Regions from separate parts of the Homo sapiens genome. Here region 2 is linked to region 1. Evidence: chromatin loops called from intact Hi-C (ENCODE). Cell type or tissue: mammary epithelial cell. All regions are shown on one strand. Each heading gives the region's core, and the rest is flanking DNA. Links, peaks and the distances in the headings are about the cores only.

The links. Peaks named below come from ENCODE experiments on the same cell type or tissue, not always from the same donor. Only the 100,000 strongest peaks of a DNase experiment are listed, where the experiment ranks them.
Region 2: a loop joins it to region 1, with 2.4 times the contacts of the local background. A loop is called at or near these places in 5 of 110 quality-filtered maps.

What each region holds. Positions count from the first base shown.
Region 1 is chr17:62,888,054-62,898,036 of GRCh38, forward strand. No RefSeq gene overlaps it. Among named protein-coding and RNA genes, the nearest start is that of MIR633, 51 kb to the right of the region's middle. In mammary epithelial cell, for the core only: no CTCF peak of the experiment used is centred there; DNase peaks (open chromatin) are centred at 5,088, 7,908 and 8,088; H3K27ac peaks cover 2,659 bases.
Region 2 is chr17:62,815,874-62,825,856 of GRCh38, forward strand. The region is part of intron 1 of MARCHF10-DT (MARCHF10 divergent transcript); the gene reads left to right. Among named protein-coding and RNA genes, the nearest start is that of MARCHF10-DT, 12 kb to the left of the region's middle. RefSeq lists an enhancer at 9,272-9,983. In mammary epithelial cell, for the core only: no CTCF peak of the experiment used is centred there; DNase peaks (open chromatin) are centred at 4,158 and 7,498; H3K27ac peaks cover 5,264 bases.

The sequences.
Region 1 (9,983 bases), core at 1,316-9,315:
ACACACATGGTTAAATGCAGGTTCTGATTTAGTAGGTCTTCACCAGGATCTGAGATTCTGCATTCTTAACAAGTTCTCAGGCCAATTCTGCTGCTGCTTGTCCACACACCACACTTTCAGCAGCAAGGGAATAGAACAGAATGAAGAGTGTGGGCTTTGTAGTCTGACAAAACTGAGTTTGAATCCCAGTCTATACTTACTAATTGAGTAACCTTGAGCAAATAATTAATTTAACTTTTCTAAACCCAGACTTTATATTAAATCAAAAATAACAAAGCCTATTTTGTGAAATGATGTTATCTGGCACAAAGCAAATAATGTATGTTTTTTCTCTGACTCATAACTGAGAATTGTATTTGCCCTACTGAATATTGACTCAATATCAGAGTCAACCCAAAACTATGGGTCTTTTGTTTGTAGTCTAATTGCAGGTAGCTTCATTTGAATCTCTAGGGTGGCATTTCTCAAACTGTGTTCCATAGAGATGTTCTTTAATGTTCTGTGGTCAAATTCATTATAAGCATATTTTCCTTTACATTGTTGAGCATAGTTATAATAGCTACTTTAAAATCCTTGTCGGCTAATTCCAATATTGGGGTCCTCTAGGTGTCGGTCTTTGTTGATTATCTTTTCTCTTGTAGGAGTCACATTTTCTGATTTCTTTGTATGCTGAGTAATTTTGGATTGCATTCTGGACAATGTGAATGATATGGTATAGACATTCTGAATTTTATGATGTTCCTTTAAAGAGATTTCCGTTTTTGTTTTAGCAGAAAGTTAACCTGGCTGAACTCACACTGCAAACTCTGTCTTCCTGGAGAAAGACATCACTAAAATCTCAGTTAATTTATTTTTAGCTGGGCTTCTTGGAATCTGTTCCATGCATGCATGGTTCAGATGTCAGCCAGAGATTTATGCATAGAATTTGGGCCTCCTCCTTTCTGGTTCTCTCCTTTCTGAGATGTCCCCCACTTGCTAGCTGCTGTAGTTATCCAGAGCTGTGTTTCTAGTTCTCCAAGTAACACTGAGCTTCTATTTGAGTTTTAACCATTCTTCCTGGAACAGCTCTCTGTAGAGCCTGTTCTAGGACCAAAAGCTGTAAAAATGGGAAATTCATCCAATGCCATTCCCTTCTTCAGTATTACAGCCCATTTTTGATCATTTTTTAGTAACTTCAAATAGTTGTCTGTATTTTTTGAGAGTATATTTTCTCAAGAATTTAGTCTTTGTCTACAGAAGGGTTGGTCTAACATGAGTTACTTGGCCTTTACTAGAAGTGAAACCTGTGTGATTTTCTTTAATCTAGTATTCCCTAAAGAGATTCTTTATTTGGCAGAACCTTATTAGCATATCACAGACCTTAGTATTTTAAAGAACCCATTATTGGAAAGTGCTATTCTCAGATTTTTCTCCTGGGAGGTTTAGAAAATGCTGATAAAATTAGGAGATTAGATAGTGATGAAGCAAAATGAGTTTTGAAGGAAAGCTGTTGGAAATAAACTTGAGAAATGCATGAAAAATGCAGTGTTTCTCTTAATACTCTTCAAGTAATATTCTATGGAGAAGGGTGGTGGTTTTCTACGGCATTGCTCTCTGAAATTAGAATACATTCCCAATTCCTTAATTTCTCTTAATCTATTATTAGGCAGTCGAGTTCCATACATTTATTTCAACCCTTCTTGAACCTACCCATGTGGAAGGCAGAAGCGCTGGGACATGACCACCCAACTCAGCTCTGAAGCAGCCCTCACACAATGACGGGGTTGGTATATAAATTTATCTCAACCCTTCTTGAGCCTGTTCATATTGTTAATGTTATCTAATTTTACCATTAAATAAAAACCAAAATATTTGTTTAGGAGAATTAAGGCCTTTAATTTTATTTTGCTTAAAGTCCCAAGCCCAAAGGTTGGGAATATGCTACAATGGACCTACACAAATAAGTAAATAATACCAAATACTACACACAATCCATACAACCAAAAAGATTCAAGTAACCACCATTTTTTTCTGCCCTCTCATTTTATTTATTTATTTATTTATTTATGTATTTATTTATTTTTTGAGACAAGAGTCTCACTCTGTTGCCCAGGCTGGAGTACAGTGGTGCGATCTCGGCTCACTGCAACCTCCACCTCCTGGGTTCAAGTGATTCTTCTGCCTCAGCCTCCCAAGTAGCTAGGATTACAGATGCATGCCACCATGGCTGGCTAATTTTTGTATTTTTAGTAGAGACAGGGCTTCACCATGTTGGCCAGGCTGGTCTCAAAATCCTGACCTCAGGTGATCTGCCCACCTCGGCCTCCCAAAGTGCTGGGATTAGAGGCATGAGCCATTGCGCCTGGCCCTACCCTCTCATTTTATTAGAAAAGGTATTAAATAAATAATTTGATATTAGAAAATAACAGGATCAGTAAAGATTCAGCCTAACACCCATCTTTTAACTACAATGGATGTACAAGTAATAAAACTAAGCCATGATAGTTGCTATTTAGATAAATAAAACTTGAGGTAAAGTGTCTTTTTGATCACAATAGAATAAATTGTTTTCATTACTGCCAAGTAAATTTTATTGTACTCTATTTCTCTGAAAATTGGCAAACAGTGTATCATAATAGCATAGAGAGGGAGGGGCCCAAGCTCAGAGGCCAGATACCCTGGGGTTGAATAATTCCTCAGTATTATAAAAATTAAATTAGATAACATTTGTGAAATATATACTGTATATAAAATACCTAACATAATGGCTGACACTCAGTAAATGGTTTCCTTCTTCTATCTGGTTTTTCCAGGACTGCAAAAAGGAAATTCTTTGATAGAAAACCTGGACAGAAACATTTTATTTTATTTTTTAACTTCAGGCAGACAAAGGCATGAAAGAAATGTGCCCTTTTGTTGACTGATTGACAGCTCCAAACCGAACCAGAATTTTCAAAAGGTGGACCTGATCTCGTAACATTGTAAATTCAGTATCTATACGGTTCATGAAAATTGTTTTCCCATTGCTTCTACCTTTATTGTCAAGCTGTCAAAATAGCAACTTCCTACTTAAGTTATATTTATGCAAGCATATAAAGTGCTTTTTATTAAATTTACTTTTGGTTGAATTAGATGGACTATTTTAGAGGAAATAAATCATTTGTATAATGGTGAAGAAATTGACCTTATGGGCACCTTCCTAAGAATGATGTTTCATTAGTGCTGGATCAGCTTTTGGTATCTGCAAGACAATCTGAGATCTGGAGACCAAGGGCAGTATATTTCATTTACATACTCCATCAGGCTCTCTGCCTGGGTCCTAACTCACCTCACCAATGGGCTTACTTTTGTCTTCATTCTTTGTTCCTGATATATATATAGGCCAGTGCATTTGAGACAAAACCAATAAGAAGGCAGGAGCCAGGAGCTGTTTCTAATCCAAGCATCTCACATAGGTCAAACCTTTAAAGATGGGAATGAAAATGAAGCTGTCCACTCTGGTCCATTGTCAAAGAGGTCATTTGGCACTCATCTCACAAATGGGGTAGCATAAAAGATGGGAGGAATGGAGTGCGATGGGGGCAGGGGGAGGCGATATGCAGAAATGACCAGGCAGAAGGTTAGGCCCTTGGTTTCTCAGTCTACAAATCCTGGCTGTGATTAGATTTGGTACCGCACACTTTTCAGAGATTGCTGGGGGAGAAATCACCTGCCACCTGCATTCTGCTGGTTGGATTTGCTACTGATGGAGAAGGTATAGGCTTTACCCAGGACCGCATTTTTTTTTTTTAACTGCCTTACTCACATGTACCAATGCCACAGGAAATTGATGGTAACCAATTGTCTATGTGCTTTTGTTAGCACCTCTTTTCTGCTGTGCTGGGCTACACAATTACCACAGCCCTTGAGAATGCTTATTGTCAATAGGAGTAATTTCACATCCCATCCATTTAGTGAAAAGATGTGAAAATTGATCCAGCTTCTGCGATAAGACTGGAACCAGGGTGCAGGCTACAAATGCCTTGGAAATAAATATATGTCCATCATTGTTTTCATTAGGTATTGCTGTAGCCCAGCCTCCAGGGAAATGAACTCAAGTCCAGCTGTCTTGCCGTAGAAGTTCAGATGTACTCCCAATCTGGTGAAGTGGGCTGTCAGTTTCATTTATTGTTAACTTTTTGTAGTGGTTGTCAAGTAAGGGGTTGGCAGTCTGAAGAGCACAATTCTGTTTTATCCACAGACAGGGGACAGTGTAATTCGACACTGGCTGCCAAGGAGGAACTTGTCCTTCCTATCCAGCTTATTGTCTGGACTCTTTTTTTATGATTTCAAAAGTCTCTTCAAAAGGGCAACAAAATTAGCCTTAAATAGTATTTCTTGGATTGCCTTTAACAATGGCGATAAGGCCAAAGCTTCTAGTCTTGACAGAAGTGGTTTCATGACAACTTGTTTTTATCTTGCCAGAATAAGCAAGGAACTTAAAAATGTGTTTTCATTATGGCTAAAGACTGTGTTTCAGCTGATGTCTCTTGCAAGGAAAGAACAATCTGCAAACTCCATTATTATGTCTCTCATTCACTTTCTGCTCCTAAGGCAAAAAGATTTTTGTGTTGTTTTCTTTTTTGTTGTTGTTGTTTTAAAGAGGCCCTCTATTTCAATTAGCACAATTAACATATCAAGAATTTGTGTTTCCATAAATTCTACATTTCACTTCCAGGAATCAGACTTTAAAAATGACCTTCATTTACCAAGAGCTGTAATCAAGATGAAAATCTTCACCCTAAAAACTAACCTTGGAAACAGAAGGCTAAAAAAAGAAAAAGCATAATACAGACTGTGTTTTCCAAGTCTTCTTCCCTTGCCTGGTGACATTAGCCTGGCTTTGATCTATAGACATGACATCATCTATAGGGTGTGCCTTGTGCCAAACATACTACATTTCTTTAACCAAGACAGTGGTTTTGTGTAGACTTAGAGATCAAGGCTAAATAGCTTCAGAGCTGGTCTGAGTCTTCACAGACAAACAGGTCAGAGCATATGTGAGTTACACAACTCCTGCAGACAGCCCAGCCTCTTCCTCTGTGGCCCGCTGGAGAGTTTACATTTGTCAATGACTTCCTTCAGGGCCTGGCTCAAGATTCATTTCCTCCGAGAGTCCCTCTCCTGCTAACTCACCTCACTCAGCCCTTCTACCTCATCTGCTGATTACTCATACCCTTTTTCCTGCTCTGCCAGGCACTCGGTTCTATTTTACCTTGTGACGGTTCTCTACATTTTTACTTTATCCTTTGGCTAAATTAAAATTGCCTGGAAAGTAGGGCCTGTCTGCTACTTCTTTTGTGTGCTTAGGGAGCATGTTAGTGCTACACGTACCATAGTGTCTTTTTCTTTTCTCTTTCTTTTTTTTTTTTTTTTAGATGCAGTTTCGTTCCTGTTGCCCAGGTTGGAGTGCAATGGTACAATCTTGGCTCACTGCAACCTTCGCCTCCCAGGTTCAAGCGATTCTCCAGCCTCAGCCTCCCGAGTAGCTGGGATTACAGGTGCCCACCACCATGCCCAGCTAATTTTTTTTGTATTTATAATAGAGACAGGTTTTCACCATGTTGCTCAGGCTGGTCTCGAACTCCTGACCTCAGGTGATCCACCCGCCTTGGTCTCCCAAAATGCTACTAGGATTACAAGTGTGAGCCACTGCGCCCGGCACATAGTTTCTTAATAAGAGAGGAGTATTCTGTGGTTGTTGTGTTAGGCTTGGGACCCTGCCTTTGCCCTCTGTTCCTAAAAGCCAAACTCACTGCTTCAACAGCAGGGAGTCTTCCCAGTCCACTCTGGCAATGGCATGCCACCTTGGTATAGTCCTCTCTGGTTTGACCCCAGAAATCTGTTCCAAGCTTCTCTCCTCAGTGGCTAACATCTCATGGGTTTTACTTTCCAAGGTAGGGATGGGGGAGGCGGGGAAGAAGGGTGCCTGAGCACAGAGCCACGTCAAGTGGAGAGCAGGGGACCCAAGGAGGATGGGAGCAGACCTTTAGGTACCACAGGGAACAGTGGAGGAGCAGGTAGCTGGGGAGGCTCAGGTTGGGGAGGGGCCAGGGAAATTTAGACCAAAAGTATTCAGAATCTATGCTGATATGAAGAATAGTCAAAGGTGCAATTAAAGCATCTCTGAAATAAAGATGTGAGGTCGTGATTCTAAATCCAGCCTCATATTTTCCTAGGGTATATGTGCTGGGGAAATATGAAGCCACAGGGTAAACAAGGTCCTTTTTTTCTGGAATGTCAGCCTTATCAACCACTTTATAAAGCTTCCAATTACAAATGAATTAACTTAAGCAACTGCCGCCCACCACCCCCCACCACCCATCTTTTTGGAGGGGTTCACTTGTCTGGGAAGCCCATGAAGCTTCAGGTATGGCTGGATCTAGGTGTTCCAATGATGTTGTCAGAGCTGTAGCTCTTTCCATCTTTCTGCTCTGCTTGGCCTCATTCTGTGTGGAGGCTTTCTCCAAGTTACAGTTAAACTGACTGCTGGCAACTCCAGTCCTTATTCTCTTTGCTTAGCCACCCACAGAAGAGAAATAACTTCTTTCTCTTCATATTTATACACCAATTTTAAAAAAGATACTTCAGGTTGAGTGTGGTGGCTCACACTTGTAATCCCAGCACTTTGGGAGGCCGAGGAGGGCAGATCACCTGAGGTCAGGAGTTTGAGACCAGCCTGGCCAACATGGTGAAACCCCATCTCTACTAAAAATACAAAAATTATCCAGGTGTGGTGGCGGGTGTCTGTAATCCCAGCTACTCAGGAGGCGAGGCAGGAGAATGGCTTGAACCTGGGAGATGGAGGTTGCAGTAAGCCGAGATCCCACTATTGCACGCCAGCCTGGGTCACAGAGCAAGACTCTGTCTCTAAATTAATATAATATAATATAATATAATATAATACGAGACTTCAGTTGGCCCTGCTGGAGGCAGGTGCCCATGGAATACCATGCTTGACCTTGCCTATCTACAGCCCAGCCCTGTGACCAAGGATCCAAAGCAATTATAAATGACAGCCCCACAGCAAGGATGCAGTGAGGGGGACTGTGTTTTCCTTCTAGAAAAGGATGCTGGTAGACAAAAACTCCATGTCCATGTTGAATAAAACATTTTTATACTCAAATAATCCCACTTTGAGCTACAAGCAGGAATACATGATCTACCTTCTCCCACTGATAATGGAAGTTTGATGAAAAAGTTTGAGGAGCACTGATGAAAATACATAGCTTTTTAAACCCACAGCTACTGTGTGGAGTTAGGTCTGACTGTACTCACACTGGATGTTGTACCTTTCAGAGGGAAGCCTGACCTGCGTTTGTGTGTGAGATTGCAGGCCCTGTGTCTCTAATTTCACGGAGAGCATTACTTGCTTCACGGACCAGATGGAACTAAATTGTCAGATGGTGGGCAGCTGCAACAAGAGCCAGTCATGGCTGTTGTCACCCATTTTCACCCCAGTGGGGTGGACACCATAAACAGTGGTATGAGGATATGAGAAAGGACTGGGGAAGCTACAGGAAAATGTGCAAATGTATAAAAGGAAGTTGGCATGGAAGAGCTCATGGCTCTTGTCAGGACACATAGTATCCCACTGATCCAAAGATCTGACCTGTATGTGCGTGTCCTGCCTGGCATCCAAGCTGCCAGGATTTCATGCTCCCCAAGCTGAGGTTACACCACAGCAGGGTTGTAGCAAGTGCTGCCAGTGCTCTGCACGTATCCCTTTGCCTTACCACTTCTGCTGTAGAATGTGAGACTTCCCATTGCAAGAACCTGCATTTCCCTGCCTGAGGGTGCTCTCTGGCCGCTGCTAGTGTGGCACCCTGGAAATGCCCGGAGATCATTCCCCCTAGGGCAGCCCTTAGTCAATGACTGGCAGGATTAAAGAAATACCAGAGCTCCCCATCCCTCAGAGGAGCCTGTTCTGAGTATATTCCACACTGGTGCTCAGACTCCCGCAGTGGGATTGATCTCCAGTTGTCCATAGCTGTGGCTAGCTTGGTAGCACCTCCTGTACCGTCTGCTTTCCTTCCCTTCTATCATGTGCTTCCGTACTTACATCACTTAAACTACTTGCACTTGATTCCTCATCTGAGTTAACTTCTTTTTTTTTTTTTTTTTTTTTGAGACAGAGCCTTGCTGTGTCACCCAGGCTGGAATGCAATGATGTGATCTTGACTTACTGCAGCCGCTACCTCCCAGGTTCAAGTGATTCTCCTGCCTCAGCATTCTGAGTAGCTGGGACTACGGGAACGTGCCACCATGCACGACTGATTTTTGTTTTTGTTTTTTTTTTTTTTGAGATGGAGTCTCGCTCTGTCGCCCAGGTTGGAGTGCAATGGTGCGATCTCGGCTCACTGCAACCTCTGCCTCCTGAGTTCAAGCAATTCTCCTGCCTCAGCCTCCCGGGTAGCTGGGACTACATGTGCGCACCACCACGTCTGGCTAATTTTTGTATTTTTAGTAGAGATGGGGTTTCACCATATTGGTCAGGCTGGTCTTGAACTCCTGACCTTGTGATCTGCTCGCCTTGGCCTCCCAAAGTGCTAGAATTACAGGCTTGAGTCACCACGCCCTGCCCGTTTTTGTATTTTTAATAGAGACAGGGTTTCACATGTCGGGCAGGCTGGTCTTGAACTCCTGACCTCAAGTGGTCCACCCACCTCAGCCTCCCAAAGTGCTGGGATTACAGGCGTGAGCCACTGCACCCAGCCCTCATCTGAGTTAACTTCTGGAGTAACTCAAACCACGGTGAGAGTTTTCAGGAAAAAATCTCAGGATCTTTCCTTAGAATGGAGAAGGCTTTCTGCGGTTTTTGGATAGGAACAGTGGACCCATAATGCAAATGTCCACTAATGTCTCTGTAGATTCATGTGGTTATTAACCCTTATATTAGAGCTATTCTGAGGTTATGGAATGATCTGGGGAGTCAACATGATCCCATAACACCTCTATTGGTTAATTATTGTATAACAAGGGGTTTGGCTGATCTAGGCTAGGATTGCTCCATGCATCTATTGTCAGCTGGAGCTCTCTTCTATACTGAGTCTGGCCGGGCAACTCTACTCTGTGTGTCTCTCTTCCCCTCCTGTGACCAGCCAGCCAACCTGGACACATTCTTCTCTTTGCAGTGGCAGAGGTGGAAGGGTACATGTTCAATTGAGCAAATGTTTTTTAAGTCTCTATTTGCATTACATATGTGAATGTTCCTTTGGCTCAAGTAAATCAGATGGCCAAATTCAGAGTCAAAGGGTAGGAAAATGCACTTTTTCCCTTTTGGGGATGAGCGGCAGTCACGTGGCAAGGGATATGGAAAGAAGGAGAGATGAAGAACTGAGGCCAAATCTACCCTACACCTATACATCTGCTGTCCTAAGTCTCTACCATTCTGCTCATCTACCCCTGGGAGATTCTGCAGGGAACACTTGGCTGTCATCAGCTTTTATAACTAGATTCTCAAGGAAATTAATTCTAGCTTGCTTCTTTTTCTTAGAAAGGACGCATTATTTTTTCTCTAATGCAATAAACTTTTTATATAATTTTCCATGAATCCAATAAAGATGGCCATCTGAACTTGTCTTAGTACTGAACTAATGAATTTGCAGTGAAATGTGTATTTCGATAGCTGACTTATGAAGGGACCGAATTGGAAATCAGGAACACTGCTTCCAGACAACACACAGATTTCCAGAAGTGTTTAATTTGAGGATTCCTTACTTCTTAAACTCCACACAGACCATGCTCAGGACTTCCTGAGACATGCTGAAATGGCAGTGTAGTAGAAACACTTATCAATATTGATGCTAGTCCCATTTTGTATTGTCTGTCCATCAGAGGAGAAAAAAAAGATTTATGACTCATTGTTTTCCAAAGATGCTGCTTCCTCTGCAGTTTTGCAGGTTGTTTTTGGATACAATTTTCTCCTTGTTTATACAATGCCCACTGAAGTGCTTTTTATATCC
Region 2 (9,983 bases), core at 770-8,769, 73 kb before region 1:
GAGGTGGGGGTGGCAGTGAGCCGAGATTGTGCCATTGCACTCCAGCCTGGGAGACAGAGTGAGACTCTGTCTCAAAAAATAATAATAATAAATAAATAAAAGCTGTTACTTCTTTAAAATGCTACTGATACCTTTGTGGTTAATTTTATATTGATTACTTTTTATGCTGAATTTCAGAAAGTGACATTTTATGATCGCATCTCTGATTTTTGTTAGAGATCATCTAATTTCATGAAACTGAGAGCGTATCCAGTTTAGGGCTTGCAGCCATCCATGAACTGTGTGAAATTTAGTAATGTCTGTTGGGCTTTCATAGGGCAGATATTTGAGATCCAGTTCTTTTGTAGAATGAAGTAGACTCCATTAGAGACTGGCAAATTCCCTATAATTAATTACAATTTTTTAAAAAAAGCATGTCCTCTGGGAGATCCCTTAGAATTTTCCTCACTTGTAACTGTAGCTGATCTATTGTGCTGTTTTACAAAGAGGGGGCAAACTCATTAAAGTTTTTGGATCCTATAGTACTGAAATATTACTCAAAAGTTCAAATGGGCTTTGATTTATTTATCTGTTTTGGAAGCTTCAGACTTTTCAAACCATTATGGCCGTTAATGCATCTGATACAAGATTGGATGTGATTATAGGAACTTTGAGAACATAAAACATACTGCTTTTTTGCATTTCTGAAAAATTCTTACCAAAAGGAAGAATTTGACTTCTGTCCAGAAGGAGTATCTGATTTGTTTGGACTCTGGATAAACTCGAGCTGTGCATATTTGGCCAAGAGTTTGATTTGTGGACTGATCATCGAGCCGTGGGCAAGACTCAGGCTTCAGAAAGCGATGTCAGTGTCAAGAATCCCACATGAACATTAAATATGCTTCTGGACAGATAAACACTCGAGCCAAAAAAAAAAAAATCCATCTCATCAAGAGGGCAGAGGAACATAAGCACTGAGCAACTTCTGAACCTTCAGGAAGTGGACGCTACTCCACAACATTTTGTTTTTGTTTTTGTTTTTGTTTTGAGACAGTCTTGCTCTGTTGCCCAGGCTGGAATGCAATGGTGCGATCTTGGCTCACTGCAACCTCCGCCTCCCGGGTTCAAGCAATTCTTCTGCCTTAGCCTCCCAAGTAGCTGGGATTACAGGCATGCGCCACTATGCCCAGCTAATTTTGTATTTTTAGTAGAGAAAAGGGGACCCCCATACACTGTTGGTGGGAATGTAAATTAGTATAACCACTGTGGAGAACAGTTTGGAGGTTCCTCAAAAAACTAAAAATAGGACATATGATCCAGCAATCCCACTGCTGGGTATATATCCAAAAGAAAGGAAATCAGTATATTGAAGAGATATGTGCACTCCATGTTTATTGCACCACTGTTCACAATAGCTAGGATTTTGTTTTGTTTTGTTTTGAGACAGAGCCTTACTCTGTCACCCAGGCTGGAGTGCAGTGGCACAATCTCGGCTCACTGCAACCTCCGCCTCCTGGGTTCAAGCAATTCTCGTGCCCTAGCCTCCTGTACCTGGGACTACAGGCACCCAGCACCACACTTGGCTAATTTTTGTATTTTTAGTAGACGCGGGGTTTCACCATGTTGGCTAGGCTGGTCTCGAACTCCTGGCCTCTAGGGATCCACCTGCCTCGGCCTCCCGAAGTGTTGGAATTACAGGTGTGAGCCACTGTGCCAGGCCTCTGACAAAGCTAAGATTTGGAAGCAGTCTAAGTGTCTATCAACAGATGAATAAATAAAGAAAATGTGGTACATATACACAACGGAGTGCTATTCAGCCATAAAAAAAGAATAAGATTCTGTCATTTTCAGCAACATGGATGGAACTGGAGATCATGTTAGGTGAAATAAGCCAGGCACAGAAAGACAAACATTGCATGTTCTCACGTATTTGTGGGATCTAAAAATCAAAACAATTAAACTCATGTACATTAAGTGTAGAAGGATGGTTACCAGAGGCTGGGAAGGATAGTGGGGAGGGGGTGGAAGGAAGGAGGATCATGTTAATGGGTACAAAAAATAGAAGGAATAAGACCTACCATCTGATAGCACAACAAGGTGACTATAATAACTTGTCAATTAATAATAACTTAATTGTACATTTTAAAATAACTAAAAAAGGGCCGGGCATGGTGGCTTATGCCTATAATCCCAGCACTTTGGGAGGCCGAGACAGGTGGATCACGAGGTCAGGAGATCGAGACCATCCTGGCTAACACGGTGAAAACCTGTCTCTACTAAAAATACAAAAAATTAGCTGGGCGTGATGGTGGGTGCCTGTAGTCCCAGCTACTCAGGAGGCTGAGGCAGGAGAATGGCATGAACCCGGGAGGCGAAGCTTGCAGTGAGCCGAGATCGCGTCACTGCACTCCAGCCTGGGAGACAGAGCAAGACTCCGTCTCAAATAAATAAATAAATAAATAAAAATAACTGAAAGAGTATAACTAGATTGTTTGTAACACAAGGGATAAATGCTTGAGGGGCTGGATTTGCCATTCTCCATGATGTGATTATTACACATCGCATGCCTGTGTCAAAACATTTCACGTACCCCATAAATATATATACCTAATATGTACCCACAAAAATTAAAAATTAAAAAAATTTAAAAAATAAATAAACACTGACTGACAAATGCTAATGAGTGCCAGGACACTAATAGAGTGCCACAACAGAGAATATTGGGAGGAGCAGGGAGACCCTATTTACACAGGTGGTCAAAGATGACCTCTCTGTGTGAGACCTGAAGGATGAAGAGAAGCCAGCCTCCGGGGGTGGAGAAAACAGGACTGAGATGATTGTAAGGTGAGAGAAAGCTCAGGGGATTCAAGAAAGCTTAAGGTGTGGCTGGAAGACTATTGTGAGGGAAGCCTGGTGAGGTTGTGAGAGTTGGAGTCAGGTTTTATTCTAAGCACAATGGAAAGCCATGGAATGGCTTTAAAGTGTATGTGCATTCCTCTGTGCGTACGTATGTGCATGCACGTATATGCGCGTGTGTGTGTGCATCTGATATATCGTCTGGAGCATATTGTAGAGACCCATGAGAAGGTTCCCCACTAGAATTGGTAGTTATGACCTCGTGATCCCTACTACAGCCTTTGATGAAACATCAAAATGTCACTCAAGCATGAGCTTGTCCATCAGCATGAGACATGATCAAATATGAATTATCAAAGAAATTTTCCCCAGTTCTGGGACACACACATGACCAGATGTTCCATGTTGGGTAGCATAGCCTGATTTTTTTTTTTCTGATGCTGAGTTTTGCTCTTGTCGCCCAGGCTGGAGTGCAACGGGCGCGATCTGGCTCACTGCAACCTCCGCCTCCCGGATTCAGGTGATTCTCCCTGCCTCAGCCTCCCAAGTAGCTGGGATTACAGGTGCATGCCACCATGCCTGGCTAATTTTTGTATTTTTAGTAGAGACAGGGTTTCATCATATTTGTCAGGCTGCTGACCTCAGGTGATCTGCCCGTCTCGGCCTCCCAAAGTGCTGGGATTACAGGTGTGAGCCACCGCACCCGGCCGCATATCCTGATTTTTAACTTCCAGCCTCTTGTTCCAATGCAATCCTCATAATGTCCCTTACTGATGTCCCTCTTTGTTGCATCCTGGGTCTTGCTCCTTTTACTCCCCTCTCTTTTCTTTCTCTTTTGATCTCCGCCTGTCCTTCCTCTTCTCTCCTTTCCCCTCCCCTCTCCATCCTTCCTCTCCTTCTCTTCTCTCTGCCTTTCTCATTAAGAGTCAAAGTTCCTTGCCAAACCACAGCTCTTAGGTTTCTATTTTCCCGAACAGATTTCTTGGCTGGTTTTACAGACTTTTCAATTGGTTCTCTCTTCTGCTTCCATGTAGTCTCTTCTCTGTTTCCAGTCACTGCTCCTAGACACTCTCCTCCCCTCCCTTAACAAGCCTAACCCCTAGGTTACAAAGTTTGAAAAATGTCAACAGGAAAAAGGGCTCTTCCTGTAGCCCTGTAAAAAAGAAGACGTGAAGGAGTTAACCTCGAGCGACATCAGTCTCCAGCCATCAGTACAGTGAGGCAGTTCTTGAAAACCAGACAGAACAGAAGGTATCACTGTGCAACGTCCCTTCTGTGGCTCACGGCGCCCTCTGAGTCAGGATAATGAGAGAACATTCTTAAAACATGACCTAACCACGCTCTGTCCTCAAACAAATTCCTGGATGTGTGTGGAGTAAGCTCTCCCAGCAAGCCTGAGCACAGACGTGCGGGGCGGGCTTGTTAGCACTCTTCTGAGTTGCTCCCTTTACAAAGCCACCTTCCCAGCCAGTTCATTTGTATTAAAGTAAACTTTTAAAAATAACCAGTCAGTCTGTCCAGCAAACATGCTATGGGCCTCTTATGGCTGTACTTTCATAATTTTATATTGTGGCGACTGGGTCTCTGTCTTGGGGGGTATTTGGGGGCCTTTGACTTCACACTGTAGCAGGAAGAAGTTATGCAAAATTCTCGTCAGATATAGAAAAAAGGAAACAGGATATCATTCATTTCCAGAATGGAGCAGAATCACAACACAGTGATTGTGATTGCAGAGTGTCCTTTATTTCACCTACACCTGAAGTTGTGTGTGTGTTTGTGCGTGTGTGTGTTTAATACAGGCGGCTTATCTGAGTGATTTTAAGAAATTAATTTAATTGAAAAATGATTAAATTACAAAGAGAGGAAAAAGCATTTGGTTGGCATTACATGGGGTCAGAGGCCACTGCTAATGCAATATTTCATCAATTGCCTCATTGCTATTCTTTCAATGATGTGATTTAGTTTCTCAAATAGCTCTTATCCTGGCAGGCTTGCCTTAGATACATTGTACAGAGGCCTTATAATCATTACAATGTATTTACTTAAACATTTTAAAAACAATTAAGCACTTTTAGATATATTTGTGTATGTGCGTGCGTGCATGCATGCGCGTGTGTGTGTGTGTGTGTGTGTGTGTGTGTGTGTGTGTGTGTGTACATGTCCACAGAGGGATTTTATAAATGTCCGGACAAGGGTTCTGAGTGAACACTAGGACAAGTGTTGAATTTATCCACTGTAGTGCCCTTCATGCATTTCAAAGAGCTCCATGCAGACTCATGTTAAGCTTTTTTCATGCCCTTTGAATATACCACTATCTCCCTTTAATACACTGAAGAAACAAGAGGACAAAGAGTCTCCCTGTGTTCCTTATCCAAGGCCACACAACTGTTGCTGGAACCTTGAGCTTTCTGAGTGCCAGGCACTTACTTGCAGTATATCGAACGCTGGGATATGGTGGAGGTTTAGTTTGTTAAAAAGTGTGATAGCCCTATGATTGTGGGAAAAAGTTTTGACATACTTTGTTTTTTATTTTAATGCAGATCAAGTCATTATAATGGTCTTTCTCTTAGAAGGCTACTGAGGTTGGGTTAAACAGTAACAGGGGTGCTTGGGAAAGGGTAGAGCAACATTTTGGCAGCATATGAATGGGTATGTGTGCACATGGGTGGTAATACCGCATGCCCTGACCTGTCCTATGCCTCTTCCCCTTCACCTTTGTTTCAAAATGTTGTGTCCAGCGTTGAAAAATGCTGGCACAGTTTGATGCAGGTGTTTGCAACCTCCTTCACCCCAAATGCCATGGTGGTGGGGATGCTAGGCTCTCTTAGCATCCCCCTCCTCGTGCTGCATGAGGTGGGAAGGCAAAATCATGTATTCATTCATCAAACGCTGATCAAGCACTTAAGTGCTAAGTACTGTTCGAGGTTCTGCGGATTCACAGAGGAATAATATTCGGTCTTTGTGCTAGCGGGGAGGTAGGAAAGTAAACAAGGCCATAGAGTAAGCTCTACGATAGAGGTAGATGTGGGCCTGGGTGGTGGTGGGGGCACAGGGGAGATGAAGGAGAGGAAAAGGAAGGTTCTCACGGTGAGGGATGGTGAAAGGCCTCCAAGAATTGCTGGAGGCCCCATTCAGTGGTGGGTGCTGGCGCGTCAGTTCCCTCTGAGAGGAAGCATTTCTCAGCAGCACCAAACACTGGCTAGACCTTGAGCTAGATGACGTTTGTTGTCAACTCTCCCAGCCTTCCTGTCTGCGCCCTTTCCCTCCCTGTCTGGAAGGAAGCTCCCAACAGCCTTTTCAAAATCTGCTTAGGGCAGCTATGCATAATCAATATTTATTGAATCAAATTGATCTGAAAAGTATTCGCACTACGGTATAAATGGCTCATACAGGGTACACCTGGGCACATGTACCTGGAAGCCTCAAGCTAAAAGAGCTTTTGCCAGCTCAGCAGGAGAGCTTCATAGTATGTTGGAGGCTCCTACACCCGAGTGCACATTTTCTGGATGGTTGCCCACTTTTTCTGTACTTTAAGCTGGCCCTACTTCCAAGCGCCCAGCCTTACATGTTTTCCCTTCCCTGCCCACTATTGTGGCTATATGATAAGGCAGGATGAGGGCCGATAACTGCTAGTCTCAGACCTTTTGGCTAGAAATGCCACAAGACTACAGCAACAACTGCTTTGAAGCCTGGGAGAGACCAGTGATGAAAAACAAAGTTGCGGCCAGGCACAGTGGCTCATGCCTGTAATCCCAGGACTTTGGGAGGTCAAGGCGGGCGGATCACTTGAGGTCAGGATTCAAGACCAGCCTGGCCAACATGGCGAAACCCTGTCTCTACTAAAAATACAGAAATTAGCTGGGAATGGTGGTGCATGCCTGTAATCCCAGCTACTTGGGAGGCAGAGGCAGGACAATCACTTGAGCCCAGGAGGTTGCAGTAAGCCGAGATGGTGCCACACACTCCAGCCTGGGTGACAGAGCAAGAAAGAAAGCAAAAGTAAAACAAAGTTGCAGTGAATGGGACTGGACGTTTAAATGTCTCTTTTAAATGCACTCACTATTTTGGTTCATGGTTTACCACTCGTATGTTTACTGCATGAGGGCAGAACTGGTGTGGCACATACATTGAAATTCTACCTCTAATGTGAGATAGAAAGCAGGGGGAACTGACCAGGAACCTCCACCTTATTCCCAGTCATAGCGTTCCACTAGGATTCTCCCATGGACCATATTTCAGTGTACAAAATTGTCATATTCACAGAAAGTACCACATTTGTTTCCCCAACCATCAGGGTTGTATAGTTACAGTCAGTGCCCTGTGCAGTAAAGACTGGCAATTGGATGTTTTTCAGACCTTCAACTTAGTTCATTATGAGAAGCTGTCTAAAAAAACAAACAAACAAGCGAACAACAAACTACAGTCTTCAATTAAAGGTTCAGAGGCCAGGCACAGAGGCTTATGCCTGTAACCCCAGCACTTTGGGAGGCCAAGGCAGGCAGATCACTTGAAGTCGGGAATTCAAGGCCAGCCTGGCCAACATGGCGACACCCTGTATCTACCAAAAGTACAAAAATTAGCTGGGCATGGGGTGGTGCTCGCCTGTAATTCCAGCTACTTGGAAGGCATGAGAATCACTTGAATCACCCAGGAAGCAGAGCTCACGGTGAGCCGAGATTACACCACTGCACTCCAGCCTGGGTGACAGAGCAAGACTCTGTCTCAAAAAAAAAAAAAAGAGGTTCAGAAAGTGGACACCTTTTAGCACTATCTAATAGAAATATGAGTCATATAAGTAATTTCAAATTTCCTAGGAATAATATTCAGAAAAGTAAAAGGAAATGGGTGAAATTCATTTTAATAACATATTTTACTAAACCCACTAAATTGAAACATTGTCGTTTCAACATGTAATGAATATTTTTTATTTTTAGAATCAGAGCCTCACTCTGTTGCCCAGGCTAGAGTACTGTGATGCAATCATGGCTCAGTCAACCTTGAACTCCTGGGCTCAAGCCATCCTCCCACCTTAGCCTCTTGAATAGTTGGGACTACAGGCCTGTGCACCACCACACCCAGTGATTTATTTTTATTTTTATTTATTGTAGAGATGGGGTCTCGCTAGGTTGCCCAGGCTGGTCTGGGACTCCTAGGATCAAGCAGTCCTCCTGCCTCAGCCTCTGGACTACAGGTGCATGCCACCTTGCTCAGCTAATTAAAACATTTTTTTTTTTTTAATGGAGACAGAGTCTTGCTCTGTCACCCAGGTTGGAGTGCAGTGGCATGATCTTGGCTCACTGCAACCTCTGCCTCCTGGGTTCAAGCAATTCTACCTCAGCCTCCCAAGTAGCTGGGATTACAGGCACCCGCTACCATGCCCGGCTGATTTTTTGTATTTTAGTAGAGACAGAGTTTCACCATGTTGCCCAGGCTGGTCTCGAACTCCTGAGCTTGGGCAATCCACCTGTCCTGGCCTCCCAAAGTGCTAGGATTACAGGCTTGAGCCACCACGCCCGGCCAACACTTTTTTTTTTTTTTTTTGAGACAGAGTCTTGCCACCCAGGCTGGAGTGCAGTGGCACGATCTCAGCTCACTGCAACCTCTACCTCCCAGGCTAAAGCAATTCTCCTGCCTCAGCCTCTCAAGTAGCTGGGATTACAGGTGTGTGCTACCATGCCCAGCTAATTTTTGTACTTTTAGTAGAGATGGTTCCAGCTACTTGGGAGGCTGAGACGGGAGGATAGCTTGAGTCTGAGAGGGTGAGGCTGCAGTGAGCTCTGATTGCGCCACTATACTCCAGCCAGGACAACAGAGTAAAACATTGTCTCAAAAATTAAAAAGAAAAAGAAAGAAAATGAAAAACAATGACCACACCTCTATATGTGTGTGTGTGTGTGTGTGTTTGTGTGTGTGTGTGTGTGTGAGAAATGAATGTTCTTTGCTGGCAATCTGACATACAGGAGAAATTAACAGAGTTAATGGCTATTCTGGCATCTGCTCCCAAGCCACTGAGACCACAGAATTAGAGGATGGGAAGGGACCTTGGAGATCTTGTTAACTGTGTCCTGGACCCTCATTGCAAGGAATCAGATTCAACTGGCCTAGGGAGGGGTCTAAGTATCAACATTTTTAGACGTCCCCTAGGTGATTCTAACGTAGGGGCTGGGCTCTAAATGCAGAAACATCCCTTTTGTTTTATAGGTGAAGAGACAGGGGCTAACTGAGGTCAGTGACTCATCTTACAGCTTGTTAGAGGCAGAGTGAAGCCCGGAATCCGGATATTCTTCTCTACCCAGCTCACACAGAGGACATTTCCATAATACCTTCATCATGGGTCATTCTCTTGCTTAACCCCAGAGTTGCTCTCATTTTGAATTGAGACACATTCCTCCGCTTAACCTAGCTTAGACACAAACTTCAACAAACTTCTCTGAACCCTTACTTGCCAAGAAAATCTTCAGATCAGTGAAAACATTGAAGTGATTCTGGTCCGGGACCATGGCTGTAAATGCCTCCCATTTTAGACCCAACTGGGACCTGACACCCTATACTGAATATAGAGTTTAATTAGAGGGTACAGGGAGGGGCCCCAAAGAAGCAAACACTTGAGTCTGATGAGTCTCATTGATGCACAGCCTAAGCCAGAGTGACCCATTAACAGGGTCTCACACTCAGATATATCTGAGTTCAGAGCAGGTAATGCATGTGAGTAGTGTGGGTTAGGTGGGGGCTCTGGCCCAAGCTCCTCCTAGCTATGCGGGGAGGATGCAATGCAAGTCCAGTCCTTCCAATTTCTCAAAGAAGTCGCAAATTTGGGTTTTTGTTTGTTTTGGTTTTTGTGAAAAACCCTGTTTTGTGAATGTTGGCAACTAGTTTGATTTTTAGAAAAACACTGTAAGAGTCAAATAAAACCCACTCGTGAGCTATATTCTGCTTGTGAGGCTTCAGAATACATCTTTTAGATAAGTCCAAGACTTTTTTTTTTTTCAGATGGTCTCGCTCTGTTGCCCAGGCTGAAGGGCAGTGACACACAGATCACTATAGCCTTGACCTCCTGGGCTCAAGCCATCCTCCCATTTCAGCCTCCCGAGTAGCTGGGATTACAGACATACACCACCAAGGAATATGACTTCATCATATTCAATATC